Regions from separate parts of the Homo sapiens genome. Here all the other regions are linked to region 2. A link is a loop called in an ENCODE intact Hi-C map of the cell type or tissue named here. Cell type or tissue: heart left ventricle. All regions are shown on one strand. Each heading gives the region's core, and the rest is flanking DNA. Links, peaks and the distances in the headings are about the cores only.

What was found. Peaks named below come from ENCODE experiments on the same cell type or tissue, not always from the same donor. Only the 100,000 strongest peaks of a DNase experiment are listed, where the experiment ranks them.
Region 1: it touches region 2 in a loop (13-fold over the local background); 90 of 110 quality-filtered maps call a loop at or near these places.
Region 3: a loop joins it to region 2, with 18 times the contacts of the local background. A loop is called at or near these places in 55 of 110 quality-filtered maps.

What each region holds. Positions count from the first base shown.
Region 1 is chr22:32,525,240-32,531,535 of GRCh38, forward strand. SYN3 (synapsin III) reads right to left here. Exons shown (of 14, transcript NM_003490.4): 11 at 3,635-3,769; 12 at 2,679-2,766. Among named protein-coding and RNA genes, the nearest start is that of SYN3-AS1, 47 kb to the right of the region's middle. RefSeq lists enhancers at 3,647-4,148, 4,149-4,648. In heart left ventricle, for the core only: a CTCF peak has its summit at 3,861 (motif pointing right); DNase peaks (open chromatin) are centred at 3,902 and 4,530; H3K4me3 peaks cover 271 bases; H3K27ac peaks cover 2,371 bases.
Region 2 is chr22:32,997,860-33,004,155 of GRCh38, forward strand. The region is part of intron 2 of SYN3 (synapsin III); the gene reads right to left. Among named protein-coding and RNA genes, the nearest start is that of SYN3, 57 kb to the right of the region's middle. In heart left ventricle, for the core only: CTCF peaks have their summits at 3,027 (motif pointing left) and 3,227; a DNase peak (open chromatin) is centred at 3,012.
Region 3 is chr22:32,657,635-32,663,930 of GRCh38, forward strand. All of the region lies in intron 6 of SYN3 (synapsin III), which reads right to left. It overlaps LOC105373002 (a long non-coding RNA gene), which reads left to right. Exons shown (of 4, transcript XR_938176.4): 4 at 3,090-6,296. Among named protein-coding and RNA genes, the nearest start is that of SYN3-AS1, 86 kb to the left of the region's middle. RefSeq lists an enhancer at 3,294-4,493. In heart left ventricle, for the core only: a CTCF peak has its summit at 2,781 (motif pointing right); DNase peaks (open chromatin) are centred at 2,777 and 3,777; H3K27ac peaks cover 1,060 bases.

The sequences.
Region 1 (6,296 bases), core at 894-5,893, 470 kb before region 2:
AGGAAGTAAGTGAAGATGTCGTGGAAATAGCAAGAGAACTAAAATAAGAAGTGAAGCCTGAAGATGTGATGGAATTACTGCAGCCTCGTGATAAAACTTGAATTGATGAGGAGCTGCTTCTTATGGATAAGCTAATAAAGTGACTTCTTGAGATGTAATCTACTCCTGATAAAGATGCTATGAAGGGGCCGGGCGCAGTGGCTCATGCCTGTAATCCCAGCACTTTGGGAGGCTGAGGCGGGCGGATCACGAGGTCGGGAGATCGAGACCAGCCTGGCAAACACGGTGAAACCCCGTCTCTACTAAAAAATATACAAAAAATTAGCCGGGAGTGTTGGTGGGCACCTGTAGTCCCAGCTACTCGGGAGGCTGAGGCAGGAGAATGGCATGAACCCGGGAAAGCGGAGTTTGCAGTGAGCGGAGATCACGCCATAGCACTCCAGCCTGGGCGACAAGGAGACTCCGTCTCAAAAAAAAAAAAAAAAATGCTATGAAGATTGATGAAAAGACAACAAAAGGATTTAGAATATTACGTAAACTTAGTTGATAAAGCAGCAGCAGGTTTTGCGAGGACTGACTTCAAGTTTGAAAGAAGTTCTACTATGGGTAAAATGCTATCACACAGCATCACGTACTGCAGAGAAATCTTGTGTGAAAGGGTGAGTCAATGCATGCAGCTAACTTCACTGTTGCCTTATTTTTATAAATTGCCTCAGTCACCCCTTGCTTCAACAACCAGTACCCTGATCAGTAAGCAGCCATCAGTATTGAGGCAAGACCCTCCATCAGCAGAAAGGTTACTATTCACCTAGGGCTCAGACGATTGTTAGTAATAAAGTATTTTATCATTAAGGTATGTACTTTGTTTTTTTCAGACATAATGCTATTGTACTTAAGAGACTACAGTGTAGTGTAAACATAGCTTTTATATGCACCAAAAAATTTGTGTGACTCCCTTTATTCTGATATTTACTATATACTGGGGTGGTCTTGAACCGAACCAGCAATATCTCTGAGGTATGTCTGTACACAGTTGTGTACAATTATACAATTTCCCTTTTCTTAAAAATATCTCCTGCTTTTCCAGAAGGAGAAACACAAACAAGAAAAATGAATGGGACATTTTATCTAAGACCTGTGGAAGAGGAAGCCATTTGGTGGCCAAGGTTGACTTTTTTTCACAAAGTAATGAATCTGTTGCTTTTAATAATAGTGACTGGGAAGGCCACAACATGATAGTAATGCCTTCTTTCTGATATATATATATAATTTATTTATTTTATTTTGTTTTTTTGAGATGGAATCTCCCTCTATCGCCCAGGGTGGAGTGCAGTGGCGCAATCTCGGCTCACTGCAACCTCCGCCTCCTGGGTTCAAGCGATTCTCCTGCCTCAGCCTCCCGAGTAGCTGGGATTACAGGTGCACACCACCACCACATCTGGCTAGTTTTTTTGTATTTTTAGTACTGATGGGGTTTCACCATATTGGCTAGGCTGGTCTCGAACTCCTGACCTCGTGATCCGCCCGCCTCGGCCTCCCAAAGTGCTGGGATTACAGGCCTGAGCTACCGCGCCCGGCCTCTGATAGGTTTTTAAGAAGATCCTTAAAAGATTGCAGCGAGACTGCCTGCTTTGGTTTCTTGGTGCACAGGTGCTCTGAAGCTCCATGCTGGTGCCAGAGCGAGTGTGCCCAGGAGGTTTTGATTGCAAGAGAGGATACGGGGCGGATTTCTCTCAAGACTGCATGCAAGAATATCAGAGCAGCTGATATTCTTTGAGAAAGTTAGTTAGCCATTGCCCTGATTGCTTTTCATCTTTTTACAATAGTTTGTCCATTCTCTAATAAGTGGTGGAATGTAGTAATGCTGGAATATATTTGAGGAGGAATTTCAATGGCCAAGGTTTTATAGATGATCTTCCCTTTTTCTATCTTTCTTACTCTAGCTGGTCGACTCACAAATCTATCATCAGGCACCACTCATTGAAATGAATAAACACTTCCTAGGTTTGAAAGGTCTGAAAGGCCAGACTTGTAAATCTACCATTTTCTGCCTCCTTGGGCAAAGCCTCAACTTTTACCTCGCAGTAGAAAGGCTCACGCCTGTAATCCCAGCACTTTGGGAGGCTGAGGTGGGCGGATCACCTGAGGTCAGGAATTTGAGACCAGCCTGGCCAACATGGTGAAACCCCATCTCTACTAATACTACAAAAATTAGCTGGGCGTGGCGGTGTGCACCTGTAATCCCAGCTACTCAGGAGGCTGAGGCAGGAGAATCACTTGAACCTGGGAGGTGGAGGATGCAGTGAGCCGAGATCGCACCACTGCACTCCAGCCTGGCGACAGAGCAAGACTCTGTCTCAAAAGAAAAAAAAAAAAAAGGAAATAATGACATTTTCACTGCAGGACGGCTGGGAAAATAAAAGTGAGAAAATAGGTGGGACATTCCCTGGCACAGTGCTTGGTGCATATTAGGTTCTTAATAAATTAACCTTCTATTTCCCTTCTCCTTTCTTGACTTTTTAAAGAGTTTGACCAACCCCATAGTCTCATTCATTCTGTGGATAAAGTATTCAGGTGCATTTTCCCAGAGCCCCTTGTGGGAATCACATGTGGATCCCTCGGTGCATTTCAGCACCCTCACTGCATGCTTTCTTGCAGTGGCTCGTCCTGGGTCATACCTTGCGGAGGTGGGCGTGGCTGGGGCTGGCCTAGCTGAGGCCCCAGCTGGGCTTGCCCTGGGGATTTCGCTGATTTAATCTGTGGAGCCTAGAGCAGAAGAGAAAAGAAGCCTGTTGGTATCACCACAGCCCTTTACTTCCTGGGTGAGAGGGCAGCATTTATGAAGATCTTTTTATCATTGAGAAGAGACTCTTACACATAAAGTGTACAGTTCTGGAGTATACAGTGTAGTGAAGTTCTATATGTGTATACGTCGGTGTAACCACTGCCCAGATCAAAACAGAGGGCATTCTCTGCGATAAAGCCTGCCCCGTGCCCCTTCCCAGCCAGCAGCCCCGTCAGTATAATAACTACGATTCTGATGTTTGTTATCATAGATTACTTTCTGTGGGGAAATCTGGGGTGGGAGGTGGAAGTTTGGGGACTTGCTTTTACATAAAGCTGGGGAGCTGGCAAATTCTTTGGAGAGCAGTCTGGTAATCCATGGTGGGAACTGTGGAGGGGAGGAGCGACGTGGGAGCTCATCGAGGTTGGGGAAAATGGGAGACACAATAGCGTCCATTGACTGGTTCCCTGGGAGCACACAGAGGGCTTGTGTGTCCATATGCTCTCGCACACGCACGCACACACATCCTGCTCAGGCCCAGCACCGAGGGCACAGAAGGGACAGCAGTCGATCATCTCTGCCCACAGTGCCCAAAGGCCATTTGAGACAAGATTGTTCTCCCCAGGATGGTGAAGAAGGGAAGGGGCCTCTGAAAGCCTCCTCAATTCACTTACTGGGGCAGGCTGTGAAAGCTCTCCCCAATGTCTGGCCTTCGTCCACACCCCCATTCCTTCTCCCCAAGGTGGTTTCTTCCTGGGGGTATCCCCTTTGGATCCAGGGGCTCCCCATTTCCAGACAGCCTGGCATTTCTCATGGCTATAAAGTCTCCTTTGATCGTGAGGGTCTTACCCAAGGTCTGAGGGGGGAGGGCGCTGTGCCTCCTGGCATCGGGAGCTGGCTCATTTTGGAGACAACAAGGTCGGCCATCAGCTGTCTGTCCTCTTCCACATGCTCTCCAATCAGCGGCATTGAGCTGTCCATTACCTGTGGGGAGGAAGGGAGAGCTGAGGGACCCCCATGCCAGGAGAGATGGCGGTTGGGCATCACATCCCAGAAGTGGGGGCTCAGGGCTCAGGACAGAAGTGACCACCAGATGGCGATGTCCTCCATGCAAATCACCTCCAGCTGGGACTGGCCGGCAGCGACATCAGTTCCCTTCGGTTCAGTCTAAACCACTCCCTGGAGGTAGTTCAATTCGGCCCACGTTTGCTGGATGACAGCAATGCGACAAGGGCCAGGGAGCCTCTGCCGACCTTTTCTGTGCTTTTCTTTGGGGAGCCGCTCTCCGCCCCCTCCTTTCTCACCCTGGCCCCCTCCCAGGGTCGGGGCTGGCCACCTCTCCTTTGGCCCCAGGTCAAGGCTGCTTTCCACAAAGCAGAAACAGTAAAGGTGGGGGCTTGATCATGACAAAAATATGACGCGGGCTGGAGTTGACCCAGGGTTCAGAGGAAAGAGGGAAGAGGAAAGGCCTGTTTTCCGAGGCCCTGGCAAAACACAGGCGGGAGGGAAAAGCATTCCACAGGGAGCTGGGCTGTTCTCAAAGTGCTTCTATCGGGAGGAACCTGAGGGATCCGAGTTTCCCCTTCTGCTGTTTTTACAAATAGAGCAACTGAGGCCCAGAGATGGGAGGGGACTTGCCCAAGGTCACACAGGCCAATGCTCCACGTGATTCCCTGGGCATGGGAAGCTATGGGAGATCTGGAAGGGGTGTCTGTCAGGCCTTGGCGCATCTGCGGAACAGCTGGCCGCGTCACCCTCTCTGCTCCACTGCAGGAGTCGGCGGCCTGCATTCACCCACGCCACCCCATCAGACTCACCGTCTTGTCTCCCCTGTTCCCACGCTCTGGACATATTAGGTTTTCTCTCTCCTCCAGGTTCTTATGTAATCCCTCTACCCACTCCTTACCTGGCCAACTCCTTTCATCCAACAGGGAACAGCTAACTAGGTCTTCCTCCAGGAAGCCCTCTCTGATAGTGCAAGCTCTGACGAGCCACCTGACAACTGTATCCTGCCGTTCTCACCTGGTTTCACACGGGACAGCTTATCCACGGCACTGTCACCCCTTGCTTACTATGTCTCCACCACCAGACTGGGAGCCCCCAAGGTTAGGAATGGGCCCCGTGTCCTGCTAAGCAGGTGTGCCCTCCACAGACACCTGTTTAGTGGAGGAATAAGACGCCCTTGTGATAAGCCCGGCTCATAAGGATAAGGATACTAAGAAGCGCCGTATTTTATGGGGCATTTCCTACGTGCTACGCTCTATTCTAAGCATTGGGTGTGGAGGATCTCTCATAAACCTCAGAATAGCTCTTTGAGGCAGTACTATTATCCTCATTGTAATCAAGAGGAAGCAGAGGGTCAAAGAAGTGGCAAGGTCAAGGACACAGCACTGGCAACCCACGGTCCTCCCACTGCATCAGGCTAATTCCCACCAAGCACTGGAACAGCACACCAGGGTAGGAACTGAGAAGAGGGAACCTGGGTTCCAGGCTTGGCTTCTGCTGTGTATTTGCTCTGTGATCTTGGGCAAGTTTCTTTTCCTCTACGGGCCTATTTTTTTTTTTTTTTTTCTCAACAGTGAACTGAGGGATCTGGGCAGCTGCTAAGACCCTTCCAGCTGGGACTTGTAGGGATCTGTGAGTTTAAGCACCCACTTTGATTAGGAAACTGAAAAGCTAGCTTAAGAATGTGAATACTGGCTGGGCGCGGTGGCTCACGCCTGTAATCCCAGCACTTTGGGAGGCCGGGGCGGGCGGATCACGAGGTCAGGAGATTGAGACCATCCTGGCCAACACGGTGAAACCCCGTCTCTACTAAAAATACAAAAAAAATTAGCCGGGCGTGGTGGCAGGTGCCTGTAATCCCAGCTACTCGGGAGGCTGAGGCAGGAGAATCGCTTGAACCTGGGAGTGTCGGAGGTTGCAGTGAGCCAAGTTGCTCTATTTGTAAGAAGAGCAGAAGGGGAAACTAGGATCCCTCAGGCTCCTCCCCATAGAAGCACTTTGAGAATAGCCCAGCTCCCTGTGGAACGCGTTTCCCTCCCGCCTGGGTTTTGCCAGGGCCCCGGAAAACAGGCCTTTCCTCTTCCCTCTTTCCCCTGGCGACAGAATGAGACCCCGTCTCAAAAAAAAAAAAAAAAAAAAAAAAAAAAAAGAATGTGAGTACTGCTTCTAGCAGGGTCCTGAGCTCTGCGCAGGTCGTACCTGGGACTGAGGCCTCCTGGATCCCAGCGCCCCAGACAGGGACAGTCTCTCAGTCACCACTGGCTGAGCTCTGACTGTGGAGTCTGCCGCGAAGGTACACAGGCTTGCTGCACCCTGCCTGTCCTCTCTCCCCCTGCCCCTGCCAACCCCATTTTATTCTGGTCTCTGTTTCCTACATTCCCTGCAGTGGAAAACAGCCACCGCAAGGAACCTGAGGTTCATTTTGGAATCCCCACGGTAGAGACAGCCAAAGGAAGTGGCCACCCTCGTCTCCCCAGGGAAACATTTTTCCAGTGAGCAATGTCAT
Region 2 (6,296 bases), core at 803-5,802:
TACTAAAAAATACAAAAATTAGCTGGGCATGGTGGTGGGCGCCTGTAGTCCCAGCTACTCAGGAGGCTGAGGCAGGAGAAGGGCGTGAACCCGGGAGACGGAGCTTGCAGTGAGCTGAGATTGAACCACTGCACTCCAGCCTGGGTGACAGAGCGAGACTCCATCTCAAAAAAAAAAAAAAAAAGAATGCCACCAATGTCATTCCTCAGTTTGATTGTCACACCCCCAACCTTGTCATTGCCAATAACGCACCACCTCCCAAATTCCTCATTCAGTCAACAGGCATTTCCTACGTACCTATTATCTGCCCTGTTCTAGGCATGGGCAAATACAGACACCATGTAGAAGTGGGTGGGCAGATAGGTGATGATCATACAGCGTAATAACTCTTGGAAAATCTAGAAATGCACAAGGTGCTTACCAATGGGTGTCATTAATCCTTGTTTGGTAGGAAGGTGTAGTCTGATATTCTCTCCACCAGATGGATGGTAGCTGAGGAGGGTTTCAGAGGGTTTCAAACCAAGGACACCCTTTTAATTTCTTACCCAACAAATAAAAGAAAAAAGAAACCATTGGGAAGGGTGGGCAATAACAGCAAAGATAGCAATAGATCATTGCGGAAATGGAAGAGCAGATTTTCTGAGAAAAAGGCTACCAGCAGAGTAAGAGGACAGGAGAGCCAGGGCTCCAGAGGCCACCCAGGGAGGACCGCAGTGACCTGGGGAGGAACAGCTTCTATTCGCTGCTCCCCCAACAGCCCTCCTCCCCATTCTATCCAGGCTCCAGAGACCTTGTAGGATAAACTGAGGGCAGGGAGGTACACCAACTCCACCTGTCTTTTTTATTTTTTGGGTCATGTTAAAGGTTTTGATTTTGAAAATCAAACCTGGGATTCTGGTACATTCTATAGAAATAGTAAAAAAAAAAAAAAAAAAAAAAACAAAAGTCCCTCCATCCTCCTTTTTAAAAACAATTTCAAATAGCAGCCTTACAGTGACTCTGGCATCCTGGTAAGTAAAGAGCCAAGATTTTATACAGAAGTGAATAAAAATAGAAACTCCTCCACCGTGTGTTCTGTGTTCCTGAACCCTAAGGTGAGGTGAGCTTCAGACTCCACTATGCCCAGTACAAGTTATCCTGCTTGGACTAAGGTAGGGCAATGACATATGCTAACTGAACAGTTACTGTGTGTTGAGCTCCAGGGACATTAGGAAGAGTAAGAGACAGGCCTTGTTCTTGCAGAAGAGACGATTATAATACAGATACAGTGTGGTATGTGCGCCTGCATGATGCGCCAGCATGATGAAGTGTGTTTTAAGTTACACAAGGGAGGTCGATATTAACACTGCAGGGTGGGGTGTGTCAGGGAAGAATTCTCAGAAGAGGGGACACCTGAGCAGGATTTCAAACATGAATGGAAACTTGCCAGGTGTACAAGATAGGGAAGGGTATTCCAGGTAACAGGGAACAGAATGTACTAAGGCGGAAAGGTGTGTTTGAGAACTACAAGTGGCTTACTCTTCCTGCAGAATAAACAGGACAGGGCCAGTCACGGTGGCTCACGCCTATAATCCCAGCACTCCGGGAGGCCGAGGCAGGCAGATCACTTGAGGTCAGGAGTTCGAGATCAACCTGGCCAACAAGATGAAACCGTCTCTACTAAAAATACAAAAATTAGCTGGGCGTGGTGGCCTGTGCCTGCAATCCCAGACCCCCAGGAGGCTGGGGCATGAAAATCACTTAAACCTCGGAGGTGGAGGTTGCAGTGAGCTGAGATTGCGCCATTCCACTCCAGCCTAGGCAACACAATGAGACTCTGTCTCTAAAAAACAAAAACAAAACAAAACAAAAACAAACAATAAAAGCACAGGAAGCAGAGCTGGAGGCAGAACTAGAGGGAGGGCAGGGCAGGCATGCTTATGACTTTGAGGGCAACGATTCCCCCACCACAGGATTATATTAATAAAACGAGATGCATGGGGAGGGGGCAGGCAGGAGCAAAGTGAAACTGGTCAGATTTGTGTTTCAGAAAGATGACCCTTGGGTAGTCCCATGGAAGGTAACCAGAAGGTGAACTCAAGATGGGAGGTTTCAGACCAGTGAAGCTGCTGGAAAATTCTAGGCAAGATAAGCAGTGGAGTGGCAGTGGGGCTGAAGAGAACTGAGTTTGATATCAATTAATTATAATTCTCCTTTCCCTTGTGGTTCTCAAATCTACAGATGAGGCTGGGCACGGTGGCTCACACCTGTAATCTCAGCACTTTGGGAAGCCGAAGTGGGAGGATCGCTTCAGCCCAGGAGTTCAAGACAAGCCTAGGCAACACAGTGAAACCCCACCTCATTTAAAAACAAACAAACTGCTGATTGTCCCCCACCATCCCAGAGGAGAGCATCACCTTTAGTTCAGACCTATCCGGAGCCAGGCCTTACATCCTTGCCTAGCCAGGCTGGTCTCCTCAGGCACCCCCAACAGGAGAGAGTATCTTTAAATGCCTGGCCATGAGTTCTCCCAGCAAAGACGGCTTTGAGACCCTCTATTTCTCCTGAAGATGAAAGGTCTCTCTCCAGGTCACTGGCCAGGTTTTGGATCGTCCTCAAGGGACCCAGGCTGACTCAGAGTCTACAAGCTGGACACATCAGGCAGGGAAGAGTGGTATCCTGCAATTACCCCACCTGTCCACAACAAAACCTGATTCTACTGGAAGGCCCTGGACCAGGAATGGGAAGACAGAGAAACGTCTGTCTTCCTGAGAAGGGCTGAGAAGGGTAGAAAAGGGGGCAGCATCATCGTCCCCGTTGGGGTTGGGGTGGGTTCACTGTCTGTCCAGACTGCAGCTCCTCTCCCCTTCATTATCATCTGAAAGGGGAAAGAAGGGGGCCCTGTGAGCTGGCTTCTTCCCTTTAACCACTTCCTCCCCTGGGAGACAGCTCACACAGTGCAGGAGGGGCTGGGGAGGGGGCTGGCCCAGAGGCACCAGACTCTGCAGAACCACCCAGGCATTGTGGGGCTGCCCTGCCACCTGCTGGCCGCTCCTGGTGGCAGGGGACAGGCATTTTTCCGGGATTCTTCAGGACAGGACCGAGACTCTAAGGCAGTCAGCATCAATTTGGAGAAAGCCGGGAAAGTGTTGCGATTCAGAGAGGTTAGGAAGTTCGTGAAGAATCTAGGATGGAGTTCTGTGGGAGAAGCTGTATGTTGGTGGTAGGAAGTCTCTGTCACAAACATCTAATAATTGCAGGGCCAACTGCCAGATGAGTTAATGAGTCTTAGTTTCTTACTTCTCCCCTTTTTCACCCACTGAGGGGCAAGAACACCATAAACAAAGACTGTTGAGTCCCAATTAAAGTGTGGCCATAGGACGAATGATTGAAATATATTGGGAAAAACTCCTCTGGCCAAAGCTGTGTCCCTACCCTTGCACACAGCCTAAAATTCACACACTGGTCCTTCCTGTGGAATAGAGAGACTGAACATCAAATTCAAAATTTAAATGTTATGTCTGAGGCCACTCATTGCATTTCAACCTCATTCACTGTTCCCCTACCCTACTGTATACCACATGGACACTGGAGGGACAGATATTAATAAGACCCAACTTTATCACCCAGGACCTACAGGGAAGAGTGACCAACGGACCAATGGGTTAAATAAATAGCACAATGGGATAAATCCTAATCCAGACTGCCCTGTATATTTGGCATGAAGAAATTAAACAGGCATGCCTACAAGGGGCTACTGTTAAGATGATTAATGTTACACAGGAAGGATCACAATAGTCAGCAATAATAATATACACTTATGCAGTACTTACTGTCTACCAGGCACATCCCATGCACTGTTATACTAACTCAGATCTTAACCCTACTTACATACATTAACTCTATGACATAGGTACTATCATTATTCCCATTTAGGTGCAGTAATTTACAAAGGTCATTAGTCACTTCAGGGTAGAGATGGAATTTCAACCCAGATAGCCTAGCTCTGATGTCTGTATTCTTAACATTGCACCATACTGCCATTTATTAAGTTCAACCTCCATGCAAAGACGTAACTTCCCTGACAAACAGCTGAGCCAGGGATAACACAGCTAGCAGAGAACACTCAAAATCAAGGTCAAATGTTGGGATGAAGAGAGAGAGAAAACTTCAAGGGCCATGCAGGCATTTTGACTACCAGGCAGATGGGCATTGTTCAGGGCAGAGGGCCTAAAAGAAACACCCCGGCAGACATCAACCACTAAGCTCAGAGCCTAATAGTGATGCTTTACATAAACACATAAGCAGAGACAAACAAAGTTTCATGATAAATACCCTTAAGCAAGCAGCAACACCTAAGATGATTCACACTGGATCGGAAGACAGGTGATTCACATGACCAATCTGGTTAAGAAGAGGCAATTTCTGAGCAGGAAGCAGTAAAGTCAGACTGATGGTCTGAATCTGCTGAACATACTTTAATGTTGACTTTACATAGAGTATGCATTAAAAACTATAAATAGCACCAGGTGCGGTGGCTCACACCTGTAATCTCAGCATTTTGGGAGGCCGAGGTGGGCAGATCATGAGGTCAGGAGATCGAGACCCTCCTGGCTAACATGGTGAAACCCTGTCTACAGTAAAAATACAAAAAAATTACCCGGGCGTGGTGGCGCCTGCCTGTAGTCCCAGCTACTTGGGAGGCTGAGGCAAAAGAATCACTTGAACCTGGGAGGTGGAGGTTGCAGTAAGCTGAGATCGTGCCACTGCACTACAGCCTGGGCAAGAGAGCAAGACTCCATCTCAAAAAAACAAAACAAAACAAAAAAAACTATAAATAGCAAAGCATAGATTTAATCATTCCCAAACTAAGTTAATGTCTCAAGGAGTGAATGAGTGTATATACATGCACATTGGACTAACAGAGCATCTGGCACATTTAATGAATGGGATGCATTCATTTATTCAGTTAATACATAGTTACTTGGTGCCTACTGATACGGTTTGACTGTGTACTCACCCAAATCTTATCTTAAACTGTAGTTCCCATAATCTCTATGTGTTGTGGGAGGGATTCAGTGGGAAGTAATTGAACCATGGGGGCAGTTACCCCCATGCTGCTGCTCTTGTGGTAGCGAGTTCTCACAAGAGCTGATGGTTTTATAATGTGCTTCCCCCTTCACTTGGCACTCATTCATTCTCTCTCCTGCCACCCTGTGAAGAGGTGGCTTCTGCCATGATTGTAAGTTTCCTGAGGCCTCCCCAGCCATGTGGAACTGTGAGTCAATTAAACCCGTTTTCCTTTATAAATTACCCAGTCTCAGGTAGTTCTTTATAGCAGTGTGAGAATGGACTAATATAGTAAATTGGTACCCCAGAGAGTGGGATGCTTCTGTAAAGATACCCAAAAATGTGTAAGTGACTTTGGAACTGGATGACAGGCAGAAGTTGGAACAGTTTGGAGGGCTCAGAAGAAGACAGGAAAATATGGGAAAGTTTGGAACTTCCTAGAGGCTTGGAGGGCTCAGAAGACAAGAAGACGTGGGAAAGTTTGAAACTTCCCAGAGACTTGTTGAATGGTTTTGACCAAAATTCTGATGGTGATATGGATAATGAAGTCCAGGTTGAGGTGGTCTCAGATGGAGATGAAAAACTTTTTGGGAACTGGAGTAAAGGTCACTCTTGCTATGCAAAGAGACTGGCAGCATTTTGCCCCGGCCCTAGAGATCTGTGGAACTTTGAACTTGAGAGAGATGATTTAGGGTATCTGGCAGAAGAAATTTCTAAGCAGCAAAGCATTCAAGAGGAAGCAGAGCATAAAAGTTTGAAAAATTTGCAGCCTGACAATGTGATAGAAAAGAAAAATCCATTTGCTGGGGAGAAATTCAAGCCCACTGCAGAAATTTGCATAAGTAACAAGGAGCCGAATGTTTATTACCAAGACAATGGGGAAAATGTCTCTAGGGCATGTCAGAGACCTTGGGGGCAGCCCCTCCAATCACATGCCAGGAGGCCTAGGAGGGAAGAATGGTTTCATAGGCTGGGTCCAGGGCCCTCCCTCCTGTGTGCAGTATCAGGACTTGGTGCCTGTGTCGCAGCCACTTCAGCTGTGGCTAAAAGAGACCAAGGTACAGCTGAGGCTGTTGCTTCAGAGGGTGCAAGCCCCAAGCCTTGGCACCTTCCACATGGTGCTGGCCCTGCGGATGCACAGAAGTATTCAGGTTTGGGAACCTCTGCCTAGATTTCAGAGGATGTATGGAAACACTTGGGTGTCCAGGCAGAAGTTTGCTGCAGGGGTGGGGCCCTCATGGAGAACC
Region 3 (6,296 bases), core at 638-5,637, 340 kb before region 2:
AGGGCTTGGTAAGAAGGGCTGCAGACTGTGCTCTCCGGAGCCTTCCCTATGCTCAAAGGACACAGCAGTCATGAACTGGGCTCCAGTGTCACTCATCAGCTGAATGCTTGGGACAGGATCAGGCCAGCCCCTCCTCAATGCATGCCAGCCAGGCACAACCAAAGTGCAGACCTACAGCCCCCCAGTGGAGAATGGCCAAGGACCATGTCAGAAGACCTTCACCCTCTCTCCCCTTGCCACCCTAAGTCTCTGGCATTGTGCTGGCACCTTCAACAAACACTTCTCTTTCCCCTCCTGTCTTCCTAGGACAGTGTTTGCATCTTACTCATCCTGAATCTCCCTCAGTGCCCTGCAGAGAGTAAGTGCCTCACACAGTGCTTGATGAGTGGATGAAGGTAGCCTTGTTAAAGCCTCTGGGATGGATTTGAGGACGTTAAAGCATGCTGAGGGGGAGGAGAGAGAAAAAAGGAGGGTGGGCCGGGAGTCGGGAGGAGACCTCTCCATTCTTACGGTGAACAGGCCAAGTGAGGCAGAAGGAGAATAAAGGCAGAGCCTAGGGTGAGGGCAGGGGGGCTGCAGACACCCCTAGAGCCCAGGAGAAACCAAAGGAAGGTGGTCGGTGACGAGCAGGTGGGAGATCCCTGGGTAGGCTGTGCTGGCAGCACCCTGTGCTCATAGCTGGTGTTTGACTTCCCCCAACCCCGCTTTCGGGTGGATGGGTGAGAGAAGCAAGTGTGGCCCAGCAGGCTGCAGAGTGAGCTGGTGTCTGTGAGAGGCAGGGGTCCTCCTGGAGACTGGGCCTTGGGTCAGCGAGGGACATGCTGACCCTGCCTTGGCAGGTTAGAAGCTGGACAGCCAACAGCCCTTCCATGATGGCAAAAATACACATCTCTCACGCTCATTGAAGGCTTTGCAATTTACACAGGCTACAGGATGACTGTGGAGTCGCCCATCCCATCCATAAGGCATTTCAGGCAGGTACCATGATCAACAGATGCTATTACACCCCCATTTGATGAGTAAGGATGTTCGTGGTGACAATGGGATTTAGGGTGAACATGGGGTCGGGATGTGTACAAAGATGAGGGTGCACTTAACTTCCCCTACTGCTAAAAAAGGGACGTTGAGCTGGAGCTTGAAGAATGAGCTGTTGTCCATCTGAGGGAGAAGGCAGAGAAAGGACATTTCAGGCACAGTGAACATGTGTGAAAGGATGGGGGCGTGAGGAAGCATGTTATATGTAGCGATAATAACAGGAATGATTGCTAACATACATTGCGAGCATACCACATGACAGGCGCTATTCGGACTTCACATACTGAACTCAAATCCATTCTCACGACAGCCCAGTCTGGTAGATGCTAGCATGAACTCCATTTTATAGATGAGGAAATGAAGGCACAGGGAATTAAGTGATTTCCTTAAGGTCACAATGAGAGCAAGTGGTGAAGCCAGGACTGGAACCTACTTGAGGGACAGGCGTCCTAACAGTGTAACCAAGGTGAGTAAGGGCTAAGCAGGAAGGGATGAAGTATGTAGCTAAAGAGTTGGAGTGGGGTGATGATAAGGGAAGATATTTAGATTTTATCTAAGAAGCAATAGGGAGCCATTGATGGTCTAAGCAGAAGAGTGTTAGAAAGGTCCATGTGGCACAGGAAAGAGGGAAAATTGAGAGAGAGAATGAAGCCACGAAGAGTGTGCTGGGGAGACAGCCAGATCCTTTATTGTTACATGTAAGCCAGATTGCTTCTTCCATCTGGGTAACCATCACCCACTCTGGAGCTCAACTTCAGAACATGGGTTATACTATTTCACAAACTCTTCCTGGGAGACAAGAGCTCCACCTGGACCTGTGACATGACTGGTACCTCCCACATCACATTCTGTGCACCCAGTAACTGCATTTGGCTCTGTTTTCCTTGGATTGCTAGACATTCTTTACCTCTTTATTTAATGCACTAGGTGGTGTTCCTTTTCACCCTAGGAGCACAGGATAGTATTAGAGTCCTTGAAAAGGTGTTTCAGATATTCTTAGTGGGAAGCTCTTCCACTGGGTGTGACCCTGGACAAATGCCTCCTCCATACTTTTTTTGCTGCCTGTCTTGTTTCTCATATATACATGGGCAGGCAACCTGGATTCTGCCAGGCAACCAGGTGGCAAGTTGGCCCGCCCACCAGTCCCAGTTCTAAAGAGTGGCTGTGTGACTTTGGTGAAGTCACTGTGTCTCCCTGGGATGCATCTGAGAGGAAGGAGGCTGTACTAGACAATACAGGCAATACCTAAACTGTCCTCCAGCAAATCATGTTTGCTGTTTCCAGAATCTTTACTTCCGAGAGTCTAATTTTATTCAATGGTTCAATGTATATTTGTAGAGTCAGGCATGGTGCTAGGGATATGGTGGTGCAAGATAGAAAGAACCCTTGCTATCATTCTCACTGATCATATTCAGTAACTGATCCCATTGAACATCCATGCATTGAGCACCCATTACCTCCTGGATCTGCTGCTAGAGGCTATGAGAGGCATAGAGAAGATGAAGATATGGTGCCTGCTCTAAACTAGCTTTTCCTCCAAGTTCACCTCCTTAAAGGGAGACAGCCAGCTGAATGTGGTCAGGAGGACTCCTTAAAAGGCGCTCCTTTTGCTCATCACCTGTAACTTCAGTCAAATAAGTAGCCGTGCCAAACCTGGTTTCTTTGGGGCATGGCTTCCAGGTCAGTGCGTCTCTGACACTTGCCCCAGGTGCAGCAAAGTTGCGAAATGGACACGGCTCCGTGTGCCCACCAGATGGCGGCATTCTAGCATATTCCCTAACAGCTGGGGTCATTGAGAAACAGCACCCTGTGTTGGTGGAGGGAAGAGACCACTTCCTCTCTAATCCAGGGCCCATTCATACTGATCTTCTGGAAAGTTCTGGGGTTAAGGGGCTGGCGGGGAAGGAATGGTGGTCGGGCAAAGGAAAATGGCGCTAAATGCTCCATCCAACAAACATTTCTGGCTGCCTTCTGGAGCTCCCCTTGTCCCCAAGTCTGCATTTGGTGATAAATTTGCATCATTACTTATTTACCTGTCATTCTCTTTTGTCCAGTTGGCGCCATGTCTATTTCCTCTTGGGATCCATGGTGCCTACGCAGAGTCTGGCCCAGAGCAAGGATTAAGGGTCTTGGCCGAAAAAAAGTGAAGCTTATTTTAAGCAAGAACTTAAAACAGACTCTCACCTAAGGACCACCACCCAGGCGAGGGCTTCTTGGGCCATTAACATCCTTGACCTCAAAGATGGAAATTGCAAGATGGGAGACTGAGAGTGCCGTTCAAGGTTCCCTAATGTGAGCCATTGGAGACATGGCTGGGATCAACTTTAACCTATCTCTGCTCAAAAGGTGTCAACCTTGTCCACATCAGCCAGGATGTCAAGGTGGAGAGGATAGAAATTCCGGATCTGGCTGAGTCTAGTGCCCACCAGAGAAAACTTTGGCCTTTAATCTGGGATTTTTACATCATTTTCTTCTCTAACAGAGGGAGAGAGAGGGGCATGAGTTGGGTCCACCAATTGGGACAAGCAGGTCCAACCTGCTTCTCTGCTGTCTTCAATTCCATTCAGACCCCTACGCCCTGCTGCCTAGCACCTCCACCTTCCCCTCTGGGGCTCCAGCAAAGAGGAAGGCAGTCAGAACCACTCCAAAGGGTCCAATCTCCTTGCATTCCAGCCCTGGCCAAAGTCAGCCCGGGAACAAGTGGAGAGCCCCTCTTGAAGGAAGTGATTCAGAAACCATGATGGCCTGGCGGCCCGCCGTGACTCACAGCACATCAATGGGGGAATTGTCTGTAGAAGCCGAGAATTCCAAAGCTCTTTTCTTTCCTTTCTTACTTACTTTCTTTTTTTTCTTTCTTTCTTTCTTTTTTGCCCTCCCCTTGGCGGCATTGTGCAACAGCAGGGCTGCCCAGAAACATGTGGTTTTCATCATTGGCTCCACAGCTGCCCTAGAGCACTGTGGAGAAAATAAGATGGAGAGGGAACAGGATACAAGGGGACCTGTCGCGGTCAAGCAGGGTCCTTCTCTTTCCCCCCACCTTTCTTGTCAACACCAACATCCTCAAAGAGCATCTGGAACGGAAGGGAATAGAATTTTGGATCTGGGAGAAAACTTAGAGTATGTCTCATCCAATAACTCTATGTACAGATGAGGAAACTGAGGCCTCAAGAGGGGACGTAAGTGGCTTGGCAAATGTCCACAGCCAAGTTGCATCTTGCATCTTGCTGCAGTGACTGACTTTTCTTAGCCTCCAAGTCAGGAAATGTAGTTTGACAAAGGATAATTTTTTTCCATGGAATGTGACAGATGAAAAGTCATACCAAGTTTAGTTATAAATCTCTCCATTGTCCCTTTCCCCTTATCTACCAGTCTAGGGAGTCTGTTTTACCCGGAGTCATCTGTGGGGACACGTGCAAAATCTAAAGGTCTTTTTGCAGTTGTCATCTGATTGGTCATCTCTGTAGCATGTGAATTAATGTCCACAGGTTTCCAGGTATTCCCCCTATGCATCCACTCCTACCTCTGCAACGTCTCCTTTTCGGCATTCTTTTCTCCTCCCTTGGCTCTCAGATGCCTTAGTTCTATAGGGCTGTCTTATCTTAACTCATATCCATGTTCACGGTTTCAGTGGCTATCATTCAGCTGAGGACTCCCAAATCTTATCTATAGTCTGTTCATCATTCCTGAGCTACAGACGTGTACATACAGCTGCCTTCTCAGTGCCTTTCTTGGATTCCCCAGATGGAACTCATCATTTCCCTCCATAGCTCTTTGACTACTTTGATTTTATTACCAAGTAACTATGGGACCAATATAGTCAGTGTTCCAAAGCACATGCTTTGGCATCTTATTGACCTGGGCCTGACTCCCAGATATGCCACTTAACTGGCTACGGGTCTTTGGCCAAGTTACTGACCTTTCCAAGTTCCTCATCTGTAAAATGGGGGTAATAAAAATACCTACTTCATAAGGCTGTCATTAAGAGGAAATGAGTTAATACAATAGCATTAACACAATGCCTGGCACATAATAAATACTCAATTACTGCTGAGCTGTTATTTTTATTATGTACCTCAGCATCCTCCCAACTTGAGCCACACTGAATTCTTAGCACTTAAAATATTTACTGACCACATATGTGTTCCAAGCACTGTGCGTGGTATAGAATTACATGAGTGGATAGATGAATTTTCTGTTTTAAAATTGCCTTACAAAGTATCCCCATTTTACAGATGAGGAAGACAATCACTTTCTGAGAAAAGCAAACAACCAACCAAGAGATTCCCTCATGTTCCTTCTTACTAGCCAATAATTTATACTGAATATGATGACACAGAAAAAAAGAAAAAGGTAGGCCAATTCATAGTTCACTTTTCTTTTAGTCCTTACTTACTCAACAGTAAGCCTCAAGTAGAGGGGGTTGGAAGAATGTGTGTGCATCCAGAAGTGAAATAAAAACAGTTGAGTTAGTTTTGTGTAGCATGGTTGTGTAAGAGGAAACCCCTTTCGCTTGGCTCTCATTTTCTCTTGCTGCCGCCATGTAAGACGTGCCTTTCGCCTTCTGCCATGATTGTGAGGCCTCCCCAGCCATGTGAAACTGTAAGCCCATTCAACTTGTTTTTCTTTTCTTTTCTTCTCTTTTTTTTTTTTTTTGAGTCTCACTCTGTCGCCCAGGCTGGAGTGCAGTGGCGCCATCTTGGCTCACTGCAAGCTCCGCCTCCCGGGTTCACGCCATTCTCCTGCCTCAGCCGCCCGAATAGCTGGGAGTATAGGCACCCACCACCACGCCCGGCTAATTTTTTGTATTTTTAGTAGAGACGGGGTTTCACCGTGTTAGCCAGCATGGTCTCGATCTCCTGACCTCGTGATCCACCTGCCTCGGCCTCCCAAAGTGCTGGGATTACAGGCATGAGCCACCACGCCCAGCCTAAACCTCTTTTTCTTTATAAGTTACCCAGTCTCGGGTATGTCTTTATTAGCAGTGTGGGAACTGACTAATACAGCATGTAGGAACTATGAAATATGAATTGTGTAATTTTATTGATTCTGCTTATGAGTTCAATGTTTTCATATTTGCATTTAAAATTTTGCATTGCACAATGTAAAAGTAAATGGTAAAATCCACGTGAATAATGTAAAATTTCATTTATTTATTTTACCTAGAATGATATTAAATAGCAATTAAAACAGCATTATGACAAGTCAAGAGAGAGATAGTGGAAGGAAAGAAAAAGCTTTATATTTAGTATCTTTAACAGCAT